2 separate regions of the Homo sapiens genome follow, and region 1 is linked to region 2. Evidence: chromatin loops called from intact Hi-C (ENCODE). Cell type or tissue: CD14-positive monocyte. All regions are shown on one strand. Links, peaks and the distances in the headings refer to the core of each region. The heading gives the core; the rest is flanking DNA.

Region 1 (7,984 bases), core at 1,551-6,550, 53 kb before region 2:
ACATGAACTCATCCTTTCTTACAGCTGCATAGTATCCCATGGTGTATATGTGTCACATTTTCTTTATCCAGTCTATCACTGGTGGGCATTTGGGTTGGTTCCAAGTCTTTGCTATTGTGAACAATGCTGCAATAAACATATATGTGGATGCGTCTTTAGAGTAGAATGATTTATAATCCTTTGGGTATAAACCCAGTAATGGGATTACTGGGTCAAATGATATTTCTGGTTCTAGATCCTTGAGAAATTACCACACTGTCTTTTACAATGGTTGAACTAATTTACACTCCCACCAACAGTGTAAAAGAGTTCCTATTTCTCCACATCTCGCCAGCATCTGTTGTTTCCTGACTTTTTAACGATCACCATTCTAACTGGCATGTGATGGTATCTCATTGTGGTTTTGATTTGCATTTCTCTAACGACCAGTGATGATGAGATTTTTTTCCTATGTTTGTCGGCTGCATAAATGTCTTCTTTTGAGAAGCGTCTGTTCATATCCTTCATCCACTTTTTGATGGGGTTGTTTTTTGGTTGTAAATTTGTTTAAGTTCTTTGTAGATTCTGTATATTAGCCCTTTGTCAGATGGACAGATTGCAAAAAATTTTTCCCATTTTGCAGGTTGCCTGTTCACTCTGATGATAGTTTCTTTTCCTGTGCAGAAGCTCTTTAATTAGATCTGATTTGTCAATTTTGGCTTTTGTTGCCATTGCTTCTGGTGTTTTAGTCATGAAGTCTTTGTCCATGCCTATGTCCTGAATGGTATTGCCTATGTTTTCTTTGAGGATTTTTATGGTTTGGGGTCTTACGTTTAAATCTTTAATCCATCTTGGGTTAATTTTTGTATAAGGTGTAAGCAAGCAGTCCAGTTTCCGTTTTCTGCATATGGCTAGCCAGTTTTCCCAACACCATTTGTTAAATAGGGAATCCTTTCCCCATTGCTTGTTTTTGTCAGGATTGTCAAAGATGAGATGGTTATAGATGTGTGGCGTTATTTCTAAGGTCTCTGTTCTGTTCCATTGGTCTGTCTGTTTTGGTACCAGTACCATGCTATTTTGGTTACTGTAGCCTTGGAGTATAGCTTGAAGTCAGGTAGCGTGATGCCTCCAGCTTTGTTCTTTTTGCTTAGGATTGTCTTGGCTATACGGGCTCTATTTTGGTTCCATATGAAATTTAAGGTATTTTTTTTTAATTCTATGAAAAAAGTCAATGGTAGCATGATGGGAATAGGACTGAATCTATAAATTACTTTGGGCAATATGGCTATTTTCACAATATTGATTCTTCCTATCCATGAGCATGGAATGTTTTTCCATTTGTTTGTGTCCTCTCTTATTTCCTTGAGCAGTGGTTGGTAGTTCTTCTTGAAGAGGTCCTTCACATCCCTTATAAGTTGTATTCCTAGGTATTTTATTCTTTTTGTAGCAATTGTGAATGGAGTTCACTCGTGATTTGGCTCTCTGTTTGTCTGTTATTGGTATATAGGAATGCTTGTGATTTTTGCACATTGATTTCATATCCTGAGACTGCTGAAATTGCTTAACAGCTAAAGGGTATTTTGGGCTGAGATAATGGGGTTTTCTAAATATACAATCATGTCATCTGCAAACAGAGACAATTTGGCTACCCCTCTTCCTATCTGAATACCCTTTATTTCTTTTTCTTGCCTGATTGCCTTGGCCAGAACTTCCAACACTATGTTGAATAGGAGCGGTGAGAGAGGGCATCCCTGTCTTGTGCCAGTTTTCAAAGGGAATGCTTCCAGCTTTTGCCCATTCAGTATGATATTGGCTGTTTGTTTGCCATAAATAGCTCTTATTATTTTGAAATATGTTCCATCAATACCTAGTTTATTGAGAGTTTTTAGTATGAAGCGGTGTTGAATTTTATCAGAGGCCTTTTCTGCATCTATTGAGATAATCAGGTGGTTTTTGTCTTTGGTTCTGTTTATGTGATGGATTACGTTTATTGACTTGTGTATGTTGAACCAGTCTTGCATCCCAGAGATGAAGCTGACTTGATCATGATGGATAAGCTTTTTGATGTGCTGCTGGATTCGCTTTGCCAGTATTTTATTGAGGATTTTTGCATCGATGTTCATCAGGGATATTGGCCTGAAATTTTCTTGTTTTGTTGTGTCTCTGCCAGGTAACAGGATGATGCTGGCCTCATAAAATGAGTTAGGGAGGAGTCCCTCTTTTTCTATTGTTTGGAATAGTTTCAGAAGGAATGGCACTAGCTCCTCTTTTTACCTCTGGTAGAATTAGGCTGTGAATCTGTCTGGTCCTGGGCTTTTTCTGGTTGGTCGGCTATTAATTACTGCCTCAATTTCAGAAATTGTTACTGGTCTATTCAGGGATTCAGCTTCTTCCTGGTTTAGTCTTGGGAGGGGGTATGTGTTCAGGAATTTATCCATTTCTTCTAGATTTTCTAGTTTATTTGCATAGAGGTGTTTATAGTATTCTCTGATGGTAGTTTGTATTTCTGTGGGATCAGTGGTGATATCCCCTTTATCATTTTCTATTGTGTTTGATTCTTCTCTCTTTTCTTCTTTATTAGTCTGGCTTGTAGTCTATCTATTTTGTTAATCTTTTCAAAAAACCAGCTCCTGGATTCATTGAATACTTTTAAGGGCTTTTCATGTCTCTATCTCCTTCAGTCCTACTCTGCAGATTTGTTTTCTTTTGAGGGTTACATTGTATTTTTTGATAACTATACAATATTGTATTTAACCATTCCTCTTTTGATGGATATTTAAGTTGCTTGAAAGTTTTTGGAACTGTAAATAACGCCTCAGTGGACATACCTGTAGAAACATATTTGCTTACATAATGTTTCAATCAACTGATTTGTCCAATGTGTGGTTTCTAAAATGGATATTACCTATTTTCCTCAAAATGTAGGTTTTAGAAAGGTTTTTCCACTATTTAATAGGATGCTTCTACAAGTCAAGGAATATAATTAACATCCAGTCCAGTAATAGTAAATTATTCTTTAACAATTACCTATGAATTATATTTAAGAACAATTATGCTGTTTGACAAACCTAATTTTCACTCATTGAGTAGAGAATTATTAATCCATCTCATTCAAGACAAAATGCAATGTCTCAGAGTGCAAGGTCTCAGCTCAGTTTGTGCTCAAGGAAGAGCAATTTTAGATGCTAATTAGAACTAAACCTTGAGACATTTCCAGTCTTCAATTTCTTCGAAAGATGTTTTAGGTGTTGCTGTTTTTCTTCATTGGAATTGCCAAAGAACATTCCAACACCATCACTTTTTTCCCCAAATGGAAACACAAAATACAAATATCATGTATTGTGATCTTATTAAAGTTTCATTATAATTTTGAATATAAAGCCAAAGGGAACAAGAACAGTACATAGAGCTTTTTAAGCCCATTTGTTTGTTTCTTTTAGAACAGAAAAAGAAAGCATGGTATGGTCCTAAACTTATAATGGTTTTGATACAGAAGGGAAGTGCTGGGAAGGGAAGGGCATGGTCCCTTTAAATGATACAGAATGGGGGAAGGGAAGTGCTGGGTAGAGGAGGGCATGGTCCCTGGCTAGGGCTCCACTGCCAGGCCTGTACCCGCGGATCAAGGTGAGGACAGGCATTTTTGTTTTCCTGCCCAAATGTTGCATTTCCCTGGAAATGCCTGTAAAAACCCCCAAGACCCTAGCAGGCAGACACACAGGCGGTTGGACGTCAAGAGGAGCACATCAGTGGAGGAACATGCGGGCGGCTGGATGACTAGAGGAACGCACCGACAGGCACTGGCATGTTGGCAGGCCACCGACTGGCAGAATGACACACAGTTTGGCCGGGACAGTTGGAGAGCCCAGGCTGCTGAGCGGCCTGACTCCAGGGTAAAACCATCTCCCTCTGGCTCCCTCATCTGCTGAGAGCTACACTTCCACTCAATCAAACCTTGCACTCATTCTCCAAGCCCACATGATCTGATTCTTGCGGTATACCAAGGCAAGAACCCTGGGATACAGAATGCCCTCTGTCTTCCGATAAGGCAGGGTCCAATTGAGCTAACAGCCGCCTACGGACAGCTAAACTAAAAGAGCACCATATAACACACGCCCACTGGGGCTTGAGCTGTAAAAAACCAGCCCTAGACGCTGCCGTGGGGTTGGAGCCCCACAGCCTGCCCGTCTGTATGCTTCCCTAGAGGTTTGAGCAGTGGGGCACTGAGGAAGTGAGCCACTCCCCCATCGCCCGCTGTGTGAGGGGGACAAGGGAACTTTTCCCATTTCAGTTTCCATTTGGGGTAGAAGAACTGTTGGCATTTCAACACCAAAGGAGCCAATTTCAGTTCTTCTTATCTTCCACAGAAATAGAATTCGTGATTTTTTAGCTGAGAATATAGGAGCCCCGATAAAAAACTTTACAGTAAGGGATGGTCCTATTACTAAATTATGTCTAAAGAGGTGTCTGCAGAAATAATGTGTGCAACTTTGAGATTATGGCTATAGAGGGAAAGATGTGTCCTTTCTTTCCCTCTTTCCCTTCCTATGGTTTAGAGCCATCTGGGATCTTTAAGATAAGGACAATACTTTGGAGACTGAGAAGCAGTAAGATAGAAAGCCAACATGAAGCCATATACCAGGCCTGACCTGCTTATACCTAGACTATTACTAAGAGAGAACTAAGCTTCTATTTTCCTGTACATGGTATTTTGGGTTTCTTTTCCAATGGTCAAACATATATACCAGCAAATAAAAGGCTCCAACTTTCGGAATTCTCGAACAACTTAGATTGCAGGACTTGAGCAAAAGTACCTATCTCAGTAGTATGTTTTATTCCATATCTGTTTTTATACTGTGTGTCTCTTGAATAAGGTACTCTGTCTGAGGGCTTTATTAAAAGAAACAAGAAAGTCCAGCAAATGCCAGCATTCTGTGTGTGCGTCAGTGCACTGTTTTCCTAGAGTCTACAAAAATGTTTGGCCCCATTTAATATGATCACATTCTTTTACCTGCCTGCCTGCAATAACTGCCTTCACTATTCCACCTCTTCCATTGTGGAAATGAGACATTTTATATTCCATTACTTGAAGAACCTCTTCCCACAGTTCTCATCAGCTGTGATACCATATTCTATTTCGGTTAGAAATTACATTTGTCTGTGCAAAACACAAAACTGAAAATTAGTGGCTTGCACAGTGTGTGTGTGTGTGTGTGTGTGTGTGTGTGTGTGTGTGTGTGTGTTGGAATAGGGGGTGGGCGGCTTACATAAAGACAGCCCCAGAGGACCATCACTGCTAACTTGCTAATTATCTTCACCTTTCTCTCATGATCCATTGCCAATTGGTTCCAGCGACTACAGGAGAACACACAAGAGCAAAATGTGCACCTATAGCTTCTTCTGTCCTATTTCTACTAGCTCTAAGTAACCTACTCTTATATACTATTGGCCAGATGTGTGTTATGTGCCCATCTCTAACTACAAAGAAGTCTGAGACTGTGGCTTTTTAATCTGGGCATAGGGCCACTTCCACCAAATCAGGATTTTGGCTGTCAAGAGAGTGTAACAGAAGATTGTTTTATTTCACCTAGGTCATGATCCATTCTAAAATTCAGACATTTTGAGGATTTATTCTTATGGAAGATTTTGTATTGGCCCCATCCAAAAAATACATTCCCTTTATATTTTGCCACATACATACAGAGCAATTAAAGACCAACTAAATGAAATGCTTTTATCAGTAGAATCTCTCATTTGGCATCTTCACTGACACGCTAAAACGACATACATTATTCAGATAGTATAACTTGTTTGTGATCACGTTTCAGAAACAATGTCACGTATGAAAGAGCCACAGATGCCTAACATTCCCTTGTCTGGAAGGCTTCTTTTTGGTCTGAAAGCAGAGGCTCTCATGTGCTCAAAGAAACATTGTAAAAGAAAAAACACAAACCATTTTTCCTTACTCTAACCTCACACTTGTTAACAAAGGATCATGAGATCTTTGGAGGAAAAGGGTAAGCTGTACCTTCTATAACAATAATCTGCAGATTGGGGAGGCACAGCCTTCAGTACAAGTGAGAGTGTGCTCTCCAAAGATCAAAGGGAAGGTCCGGCTTCAACAGGGAACGTTCTCACCCTGGTTCTCAATCAGGTCTATTTTATGCAAATGAAGGATTCAAACTTGTTCAGTTCTGACTGGTCAAAATATTCAAGCCCTGATGGTGTGGTTTCCAAGCCCCAAAGAAGTCTCTGTCAGATATTTCTAGCTATGGGAGGTTGGGGTGGAGAGGGTTCCAGCCACAGTTTATCTTGGCATGGAATACAGGACAACAGTAACTGGTTTGTTTTGATTGTAGAAAAGGAGGTCCTATGACACTTTCACAACATCTTTCTAAGAACACAGAGTATGTGACCCTCACCCAGCAATGGCCCCTTGATTCTGTTTTAATTTTGAGCACCTCAGTTAGCTATAGGGAGTCCATTTTGTCTGTCAGCTGCGGGTACACTTTAACACATTCAACACAGAACTCTTCTGTGACTGGATATGTGAGGATTTTTCCCCACACCAAGCAGTTCTCCACTGGACACCAACTGGAAGTTCTATTAATTCAAGTCAATTCTGACACTATCTAACTGGAGACAATGTCACATCCCACAGGTTAAAGGATCAGTCCCACAAGACTGCCCCCAACTTCAGATGCCAATCAGCAGTCCAGGCCACTCATAGTTCTGACCAACTGGCTATAGCCACAACCCCTTGCTTGGGTTCAATGAATTTGCTAGGATGGCTCACAGAACTCAGGGAAACACTTATATTTGCTGGTTTATTATAAAGGCTATTATAATGGATACAGATGAAATGACAGATGAAGAGATCCATAGGGCGAGGTACGGGGGAAGCGGCATGGAGCTTCCATGAACACCTCCACGTGTTTAGCAACCTGGAAGTTCATCAAATCGTGTTGTTCAAGAGTTTTTATAGAACTTGACCTCAAGCCCTCTCCTTCCCAGAGATACATAATACATGAGTGGGGCTGAGAGTTCCAAACCCCTAATTATCTAATCACCTGGTCTTTCTGGTATCTGGCCCCATCCTGAGGCCATCTAGGGGCCCTACCCTAAGTAATCATTAGCATAAACTCAGGAAGTATCAAAGGGGCTTATTATGAACAACGAAAGATACTCCTATCAGGAAATGCCAGGGGGATTAGGAGCTCTAGGCAGAAACCAGGGACACAGACCAAATGTATTTCATATTATACCATGTATGTCAAACTGCTTTCTGGAAGAAAAATAAAGAAGGGAATGGAAGGGGAAAGGGAAGAGAAGGAAAGGAAGGGGAGGGGAGTGGAAAGAGAACAGTAGACTAAGTGATATGAGTTAGGTTAGGTGAGGTTATCACAGTCTTTATTCTTACAACCCTAGGAGCTGCAGTGAAGAATTTCAATAAAACATGTAGTATTTCCAGCACATTGTTAGTGATGTTCTATGGTCACTATCATTTTTCTCTTTGTGGGAAATTCAATTTGTCCCTATTAAGCCAAGGTCACAGATTGAAGAATCTTAGTGGCCATCCAGGCTCTGCCTTTGAAGCAAAGGGTCAGTGCATTAGTACAAAAGGGAATTAATCCAGTACACTGGCTCACCACACAGTGTTTAATTCATTTAAAAGAAATGACCTATTCTAGGTTTCCATCTGAACAATCAGAAGCCTCCCTTCTCCCAAACAAGAACGTCATTAATGAATATTCAACGGAAAGTATTACTTCATTGTCAGCTCTAATTGCTAGTTTTACCTTATTAGTAGAAGCTTTTCTGTGGCTGAGCCTGACATACATTTGTTTGCACACTGTTATTAGTCAAGACTCAGTGAAGTCTTGTAATTAACACCTCCACATTATCTCATGCAGTGAAAGCAAAGACAAAACCAGATGACTCACTTTGTTTCAGCTTTGCTCTTGTTTTCTGATACAGAAGCACTTAAGGAGAAGTGTAAGCTCATCAG
Region 2 (7,984 bases), core at 1,621-6,620:
AGTTTGAGACCAGCCTGACCAACATGGAGAAACCCCATTGCTACTAAAAATACAAAATTAGCTGGGTGTGGTAGCACATGCCTGTCATCTCAGCTATTCTCGGGAGGCTGAGGCAGGAAAATCGCTTGAACCTTGGAGGCAGAGGTTGCTGTGAGCCAAGATTGTGCCATTGTACTCCAGCCTGGGCAACAAGAGCCAAACTCTGTCTCAAAAAAAAAAAGGGGGGGGGAGGGAAGCAGGCACTTGCCAAAAAGGGCAAACATTAGAGGTGTCCTCACTTTGTAACTACCTGCATTCTTGGTAACTAACCCAGTCCCTTGAGAGTGAGAACTCACTCTTGAGACAAAGGCATTGAGACCTCTTAATGACCTAATTGCTGTTTTTTTTGTTTTTTTATTTTTTTGAGACAGAGTCTTGCTCTGTTGCCCAGGTGGGAGTGCAGTGGCGCGATCTCGGCTCACTGCAAGCTCCACCTCCCAGGTTCATGCCATTCTCCTGCCTCAGCCTCCCAAATAGCTGGGACTACAGGTGCCCGCCACCACGCCCAGCTAATTTTTTTTTTTTTGGTATTTTTAGTAGAGATGGGGTTTCACCATGTTAGCCAGGATGGTCTCCATCTCCTAACCTCGTGATCTGCCCGCCTCGGTCTCCCGAAGTGCTGAGATTACAGGCGTGAGCCACCGTGCCTGGCGCCTAATTGCCTTTTAAAGGTACCACCTCCCAACACTGCCACACTGGGGACCAAGCCTCAACATGAATTTTCGTGGGGACAAATCATATTCAAACAATAGTAAGGTCCAAACTAAAGCACTAACATGGGCAATAAGTATTTTCCTCTGAGTGGTGCATGGAGGAAGAACTTCATGTTTATCAAGAGTTATTATCAGTTGGCAGGGACAGTTGACAAGGTTTCCAACTGCACCCTTCTGTATGCCACTTTTCTCCCTGTAGTGGGAAGATTTTCCACTGCCCACGCAGGGTGTCATTTGGCAAACTGTCCCCCGTTCTTCCTTTTATATTTTTTTCTTTTTAGAGACAAGGTCTTGCTCTGTCACCCAAACTGGAGTACAATGGGATGATCTTCGCTCACTGCAACCTCTACCCCACAGGCTCAAGCAATCCTTCCACCTGAGCCTCCTGAGTAGCTGAGACCACAAGCACATACCACCACAATCAGCCAATTTTTAAGTTTTTTGGAGAGATAAGGTCTCCCTGTGTTGCCCAGGCTGGGCTCAAGTGATCCACCCACATTGGCCTCCCAAAGTGCTAAGATTACAGGCATGAGCCACTACATCTGACCACTGAGCCACCAAGCCCAGCCATCCTTCTTTCCTCCCTACAACCCACTATGCCTTTTGTGAACCAGATAATGCCACTGTTCTGCTCTCAGCTAATGAGAACAGATGGGCACATAATCCAAGGAGGATCAGTCTACAGATTGGCTAGGTGACCAGTGGCCTATGATCCAGGTTTTGGATTGCAAACGTGAACAGAACTAACTGGACTCCTATCTCAGGACATGAGAATCAGAAAACTGTTAATGAATCATGGAGCCACCGAAGAAGTGGGCAAAGATGGTACTAAGAATGCTATGAGATTGTCAGGTTTGGAAAGGACACTGTAAGCCAAAGTTACATGCAAGCTGAAATTATGAGGGAAAAGAGAAAGTCATATATTAGAGAAAAAATGCATCAGATACACAGGGAGAAGTAGATACATCTTGTGAGATGACACAGTCCATGAGGATGATGGCAGAGCTGCTTGCAAGAGCTGCCTTTGTGTCTAAGTCTTGCCATTTCAAGGTCTCTCCATGTATTTCTTTACCAATAAACCCTTTTGTTGAGTTAACTGGAGTAAGTCTCTGTCCCTTGCAGTTTAATAAACCTAATTGAAACTCTCTCTTCTATTGTTTCTTCTTCTATATCTACCATCTTCCAATGTCTCTTATTATCCTTCTAAGCCCCTTTCTTTCTTTTTTCTTCTTTTCTCCCCCATGCCTCATCCCTACCTATGCCTCAGGCATACTGCTAGGGCCCATCCTTATAGAAGACCCTAAAAAATGGAAAAGAAATAACACAGCAGTCTGGATATTTTTTAAGTGGCAACTTTATTGAGATGTGTATCATAATTCAGTATTTTAAAGTATACAATTTAGTGGGTTTTAGTATATTCAGAGTTGTACAGTCATCACAACTGTTTAATTTTAGAACATTTTCATCATCCCAAAAAGAAATCCCATACCCATAAGCAGTCATTCTCCATTTCCTCCTCCCCCTAGTCTCTGAGAACCACCAATCTACTTTCTGTCTCTACAAAGTTGCTTATTCTGGGCATTTCATATAAATACATTATGTACAAAATACAATAATTACAATACATGAGTAGCTTCTTTCACTTAGCATAATGTTTTCAAGGTTTTTCCATGTTGTTGCATGTACGAGTACTTCATTTCATTTCATCATTGAATAATATTCCATTGTATGGGTATACCACATTTTGCTAATTCACTCATATGTTGATAGGCCTTTGGGTTGTTTCCAGTTTGGGGCTGTTATGAATACTCCTGCTGTGAATATCTGCATACAGGTTTTTGTGTAGACATGTTTTCAGTTATCTTTGGTATATACCTAGGAATGGAATCGTTGGGTCATATGGCATAATGCAATATATTTAGTTGTCTTTTTGCTCCCCTTTCCCTTCTGCAGACCTTTGGCAGGTTTTGCAGCTATCACTCTATTATTTTCTTTATATTTTCTTTGCACGTTCCTGTTTTCAGTACATCTTTCCATTTTTCTCTTCTCTCTACTTTTCCTTTTATCTCATTATTTGAGTACATTTTTTAAAAAAACTCATCCTTAAGTAGCTTTCCCTGATGGCTTTTATTATATTTCCTTTACAATATTTTTCTTCTCTCTCCCTGTTGCTGATAATGCTTGAATAAACCCAGCTTCACCTAGAGGGAAATAAGTATCATGTTAGATACTTATTTCCCTCTAGGAATAGAATGACTTGAAGTAGTTCCGTAGAGTAAGAACTTCATAAACAGAAGCACATATTTAAGGGTGCATAGACAGAAGACTACAGTAGCTCATATTTAAATGACCATTGTGGTCATATTTTTATTCCTGTATTTGCCAAGTCTGACCACAAAACTTGATGTTGACCTGCAGTCTCTTCCATCCATCCATCTAAACAAACTGCAAATACAATGTGACTCCCAGGTAATTGCTGCGCTGCTGCTATAGGCTATGTCACCATCAGCAGTACTAACCCTTTGCCTCGGGCACCATATGAACAGTGACAGGCGAATCACCCTGATGAGATGAAGAACTCTAAGTGGATTGAGGGAGGCCTTTGACTCATCCCAGCCCCACAGCTTCCCACTCAGATGTGCTCTTACATTATTCCCACTGTAAACTCAAGTCAGAAGCCGAAAAGCACCAATTTTGCTCAGGGAGATGATTCAGTATTTTTAAAGTTTTTGACTGCTGACCAATTAAAAACCAGATGATACTGTTAACAACCTCTAAATAAGCCACGATTTAGAACCATAGAAGGCACCAAAGCACCTACCAGCCCTCCATGCTCAGTGTGAGTTTGAGAGAAATTCAAAGATAATTACAATGATGAGGAGGATGCTGATGACCTTAGGGATACTGGGCATGACTCACATCATTAACTGGAAAGCAGCAAATTCTGTTTCCTAAATATATCTCCAGTGAGCCTCCTATTTACTCCATTTCAGTATTTTTTTTCAAGATTCTGAAATAGTATCCATTTCCAGTTAATGATTTGACTGCTGCCCAATGTCCCTAAAGCCTTCACCATCATCTTTACCATTGTAATTATCATTGAATGTTTTTATACTCATACTGGGTACGGCTGCATATTAGATGAAGTAATGTGGCTGATTTCACATGTAACTTAAAAAGCATAGTTTCATCCATATTTAGTCAAACCACGTAGTTTATGCTATTGAAAATCTACCATTACTAAGACATTTGTTAACAAGCACTTTGCTAAGCCTTTCAGTCTGTGAATGGGGAAGTTGACACATTTTTCAAAAGGGAAAGCCACACAAGCTCATATTCCTAAAATTCATTAATATCATCATTTTGTAAAAGCCATTGGAGATTTTTCAGGACAAGGAGTGACATAAAGAAGCCTGATCCCCAAATTGGTTGGCATTGCCCTTAACTTACAATTTTGAATACTATTCATTGTGTCAGGCAATAGGACTTTTGAGGGTATGGTGGATACGAACAGTAATGAGTTTTGCTTTTATTTTAATTTTTGTGCTCTTTATTATCCAATATACCAAACCCCTTTCCAAATAAAGAGCTGGTGCCAATATCAGTCAGGGATTTTCTATCCATGAGTGTATTCTTATTCCTGTGTGATCAGACTTCAGAAAGAGTTCTAAAACAAGCAGTGCTGGTGGTGCTGGATTTTAGAGCAGAGATGCTATAAAAAGTGCACATTAGAGAAGTTTTGGATAACACAGCATGATGCAAATTGCTACCATACGCATCACTTACTGGAACCACGCCGATCTCAGCAGAGGGGACAGGAGTGACATCACCAGCACTGTGACTTGAACCACCCTCAGGAAAACACAGCTGATGGGACAGCAATGGTTGTAACAGCACAGAGACCTAGCAATGCACGCCATGTGAGACCAATCAAGAAGCAGTTGCTGGAGTTCTCAGTTTCATTTCTCAAATTTTATAGCTAGACCACATAAAAAAATTTATAAGAGAAGCCTGGGACATTTGGAGGCAATGAAGGGAAGTGGCACACTGAGCATCATTTTATTTTGTTCTTATCAGGTAAGAAATCACCAGAAATGAAAGCTTTCATAGTATCAGCGTTAATAACAAAATGACCTGTACAACAAGAACAGTTCAAGGGCTACTCTGTCCATTTCCTATGCCAAATAGCTCTTGCATTAACACTCTTGCTCTCTTCCCTAAAAGCTCACAGTGTTGAAATTAGAGAAGCCCCAGGGGTTACAACAGGCCAGAATACTGGGACAGACCATATCTAAATGATGCCAGACACTGAGAAATGCTATCAAGGACCAGCATTTTAAAAAATACCTAGAGAATTATCGAAATTTGTTCTGGCTTATTTTATTTTATTTTATTAGTATTTTTTGAGATAGTCTTGCTCTGTCACCTAGGCTGGAGTATAGTGGTGTGATCTCGGCTCACTGCAACCTCCACCTCCCGGGTTCAAGCAATTCTCTTGCCTCAGCCCCCCAAGTAGCTGGGATTACACGTGCACACCACTACACCCAGCTAATTTTCATATTTTAGTAGAGATGGCGTTTCTCCATGTTGGCCAGGCTGGTCTCAAACTCCTGACCTCAGGTGATTCGCCTGCCTTGGCCTCCCAAAGTGCTGGGATTACAGGTGTGAGCCACCACGCCTGGCCCTGATTTATTTTAAATTTAGTGTCAGCTCTCTGGCAATCTCAACTTCTCCTCTTTCTCAATCCAGTGGTTGGCTGGACATTCATTCTCTTAATACTCAGATGCAACCACTAGCTGACCATGAACTGACTCTGTTTCCTTTTGTTCAAAAATATTTATTAAATACGTTCTATGTGCCAGGTACTGACTAGGTGCTGGAGATGAAATGATTAACAAAACAAACATGATCCTTGCCCTCATGTTGTTTATATATTTACTTGTAGGGGAAGAGTAAGGGATATCAACCGAGTGCCACTCAAAAATGTAAGTAGGAACCACTGTTGTAGGAAAACAAAACAAAACAGGTGTTATGAATGAGTGTATGGGAGGAACATGCTTGGTCAGGGAAGACCATACCAGGAAATAGAACCAGATACCTCTTGCCACCTTCTCTTGTAGTGGCATCATCCATGATCCCTTCGTTCTATTGCCAGGACCATGGCAAGAGCCTTTGAAGCAGATTTTCTGATTCACATCCTTATCCCCAACTAGTTCATTTCCATATAGCAGCCAGAGGGAGCCTCCCAAAATGCATGGGAGGTAGTTTCTCTTTTTTTGAGACAGAGTCTTGCTCTGTCATCCAGGCTGGAGTACACTGGCGCAATCTCAGCTCACTGCAACCTCGCCTCCCGGGTTCAAATGATCCTTCCACCTCAGCCTCCCGAGTAGCTGGGATTACAGGTATGCACCACCACACCTGGCTAAGTTTTTTGTATTTTCCTAGAGATGGGTTTTCACCATTTTGGCCAGGCTGGTCTCGAACTCCTGACCTCAAGTGATCCACCCACCTCGGCCTCCCAAAGTTCTAGAATTACAAGAATGGACCACTGCGCCCAGCTCATGGGAGGTAATTTCCTTCCCCTGCTTGAACTTGTAGTGTAAAGATTAAAGTCCTTTCATGGCCTTCAAGGCCCTAGAAGACCTGACGTCCTGCTATCTCTCTGCCCTCATCTCCAACCACTGTGTTTCTGCCACACCGGCCTCTTTGTTGTTCTTCAAAAGACCGAGACTGACCCTTTCTCAGGGCCTTCCAAATTGTGGCGCCTCCTCCAACAAAGCTCTTCCCCCAGATGTCTGCAGAGTGTCCCCTTCACTTAACACAGACTCTACTGAAATGTCACTTTGCCAGGTCCGCCTTTCCTGCCAATCTGTATAAATGAGGAGCGTCCCACCAGCACTCTCAGGCCCCCACTCGGCTTTCATTTTCTGTACCATACGATATATTGTGTTTCATTTACTTATTGTCTGTTTTTTCCCACTAATGTGCAAACTCATGAAAACAGGGAGCAAACTATGAGGAAAAGCTGAGCAGAGGGAGCAGCGTGTGGGAAATCCTGAGACAGGAGAGCTTGGTGTGCTGAGCCACTGACAGCATTGTGGCTTTATGATTTATCTGGAACCACAGGTGCCTCCAACTCTGAGAACTGATCAAGGGCTTGGACAAAAGAGTGAAAATACCACTAGGAAAAAAAGAGTCCCCTCTGTGCAAAAAGAAGTCCAGATACATAGAGGAAGAGAGGGAACAAGAAGAGAGAACTCAACTTCCACTGCTCAGCAAGGCACAAAAAAGATCATGCTTTAAGAAAGAAATTCTCATTAAATTTCATGATTATTGTTTGTTCTTTATTTTCCTGATAAGATCAAATGAAAAACACCTGCCTTTAAAAAAATTCCTTTGAGAAAGTTGGTTAGGAGAGATAGTTGCTTTAGTATGACTCAGTAGCCCACATTTTCAATATCTCTCACCCAGTCTTCATCATTGCCAGGCACTTGTTAAGTTTACAGTGCCATTTTTTATGATAAAAGTTAACAAAAATGTATCAGAAATGAATTATAATCATTTTATTTAACTATTTTTTTCTGGGTGCACTGTGCATTGAACAAACATTGAGTATCTACTAAATGCCAGGCCCTGGGTTAAGGTGCCAGGGACACGGGGACTCTGCCTTCAAGGGACATCCTGGTCTACCAGCAAGTCAGGTAAAATACCAAAGATAACAGAATTGGTGACAAGGCTACGACAGGTAAACTGATCTCGTAAACCTGAACTGGAAGGAGAATCAAACATAACACTTCCTGAATCTTGAAACAGGAGCAAGCATCACTAAGGCCAAAATTGGGGGAAGACTCTTACAGGTGGAGAGAGCCAAGGAGCAAAGCTCTGAAAACACCAGAGAACAAGAAGTCCTAGAGGCCCGGTGGCTCATGTCTGTAATCCCAGCACTTTGGGAGAGTAGTACTTTGGGATGGCTGGAGGCCAGGAGTCTGAGACCAGCCTGGAAAACATAGTGAGACCTTGTCTCTACTTAAAAAAAAAATTAGTGGGGTGCAGTGGTGTGTGACTGTAGTCCCAGCTACTCAGGAGGCTGAGGCAGGAGGATCACCTGAGCCCAGGAGTTTGAGGTTACAGTGAGCTATGATTGAGCCAATGCACTCCAGCTTAGGCAACAGCAAAACTTTGTCTCAAAAAAAGAAAAGAAAAGAAAAGCCCTAATGGAGGAATCCTTTAAT

Evidence for each region. A loop is a pair of places that touch in the nucleus more often than their neighbours do. Peaks named below come from ENCODE experiments on the same cell type or tissue, not always from the same donor. Only the 100,000 strongest peaks of a DNase experiment are listed, where the experiment ranks them.
Region 1: it touches region 2 in a loop (1.9-fold over the local background); 4 of 110 quality-filtered maps call a loop at or near these places.

What each region holds. Positions count from the first base shown.
Region 1 is chr5:124,909,017-124,917,000 of GRCh38, reverse strand. No RefSeq gene overlaps it. Among named protein-coding and RNA genes, the nearest start is that of ZNF608, 170 kb to the right of the region's middle. RefSeq lists enhancers at 3,409-3,909, 5,976-6,025. In CD14-positive monocyte, for the core only: no CTCF peak of the experiment used is centred there; a DNase peak (open chromatin) is centred at 4,220; H3K4me3 peaks cover 1,180 bases; H3K27ac peaks cover 537 bases.
Region 2 is chr5:124,855,807-124,863,790 of GRCh38, reverse strand. No RefSeq gene overlaps it. Among named protein-coding and RNA genes, the nearest start is that of ZNF608, 110 kb to the right of the region's middle. In CD14-positive monocyte, for the core only: no CTCF peak of the experiment used is centred there; DNase peaks (open chromatin) are centred at 3,330, 4,030, 4,600 and 4,980; H3K4me3 peaks cover 950 bases; H3K27ac peaks cover 1,285 bases.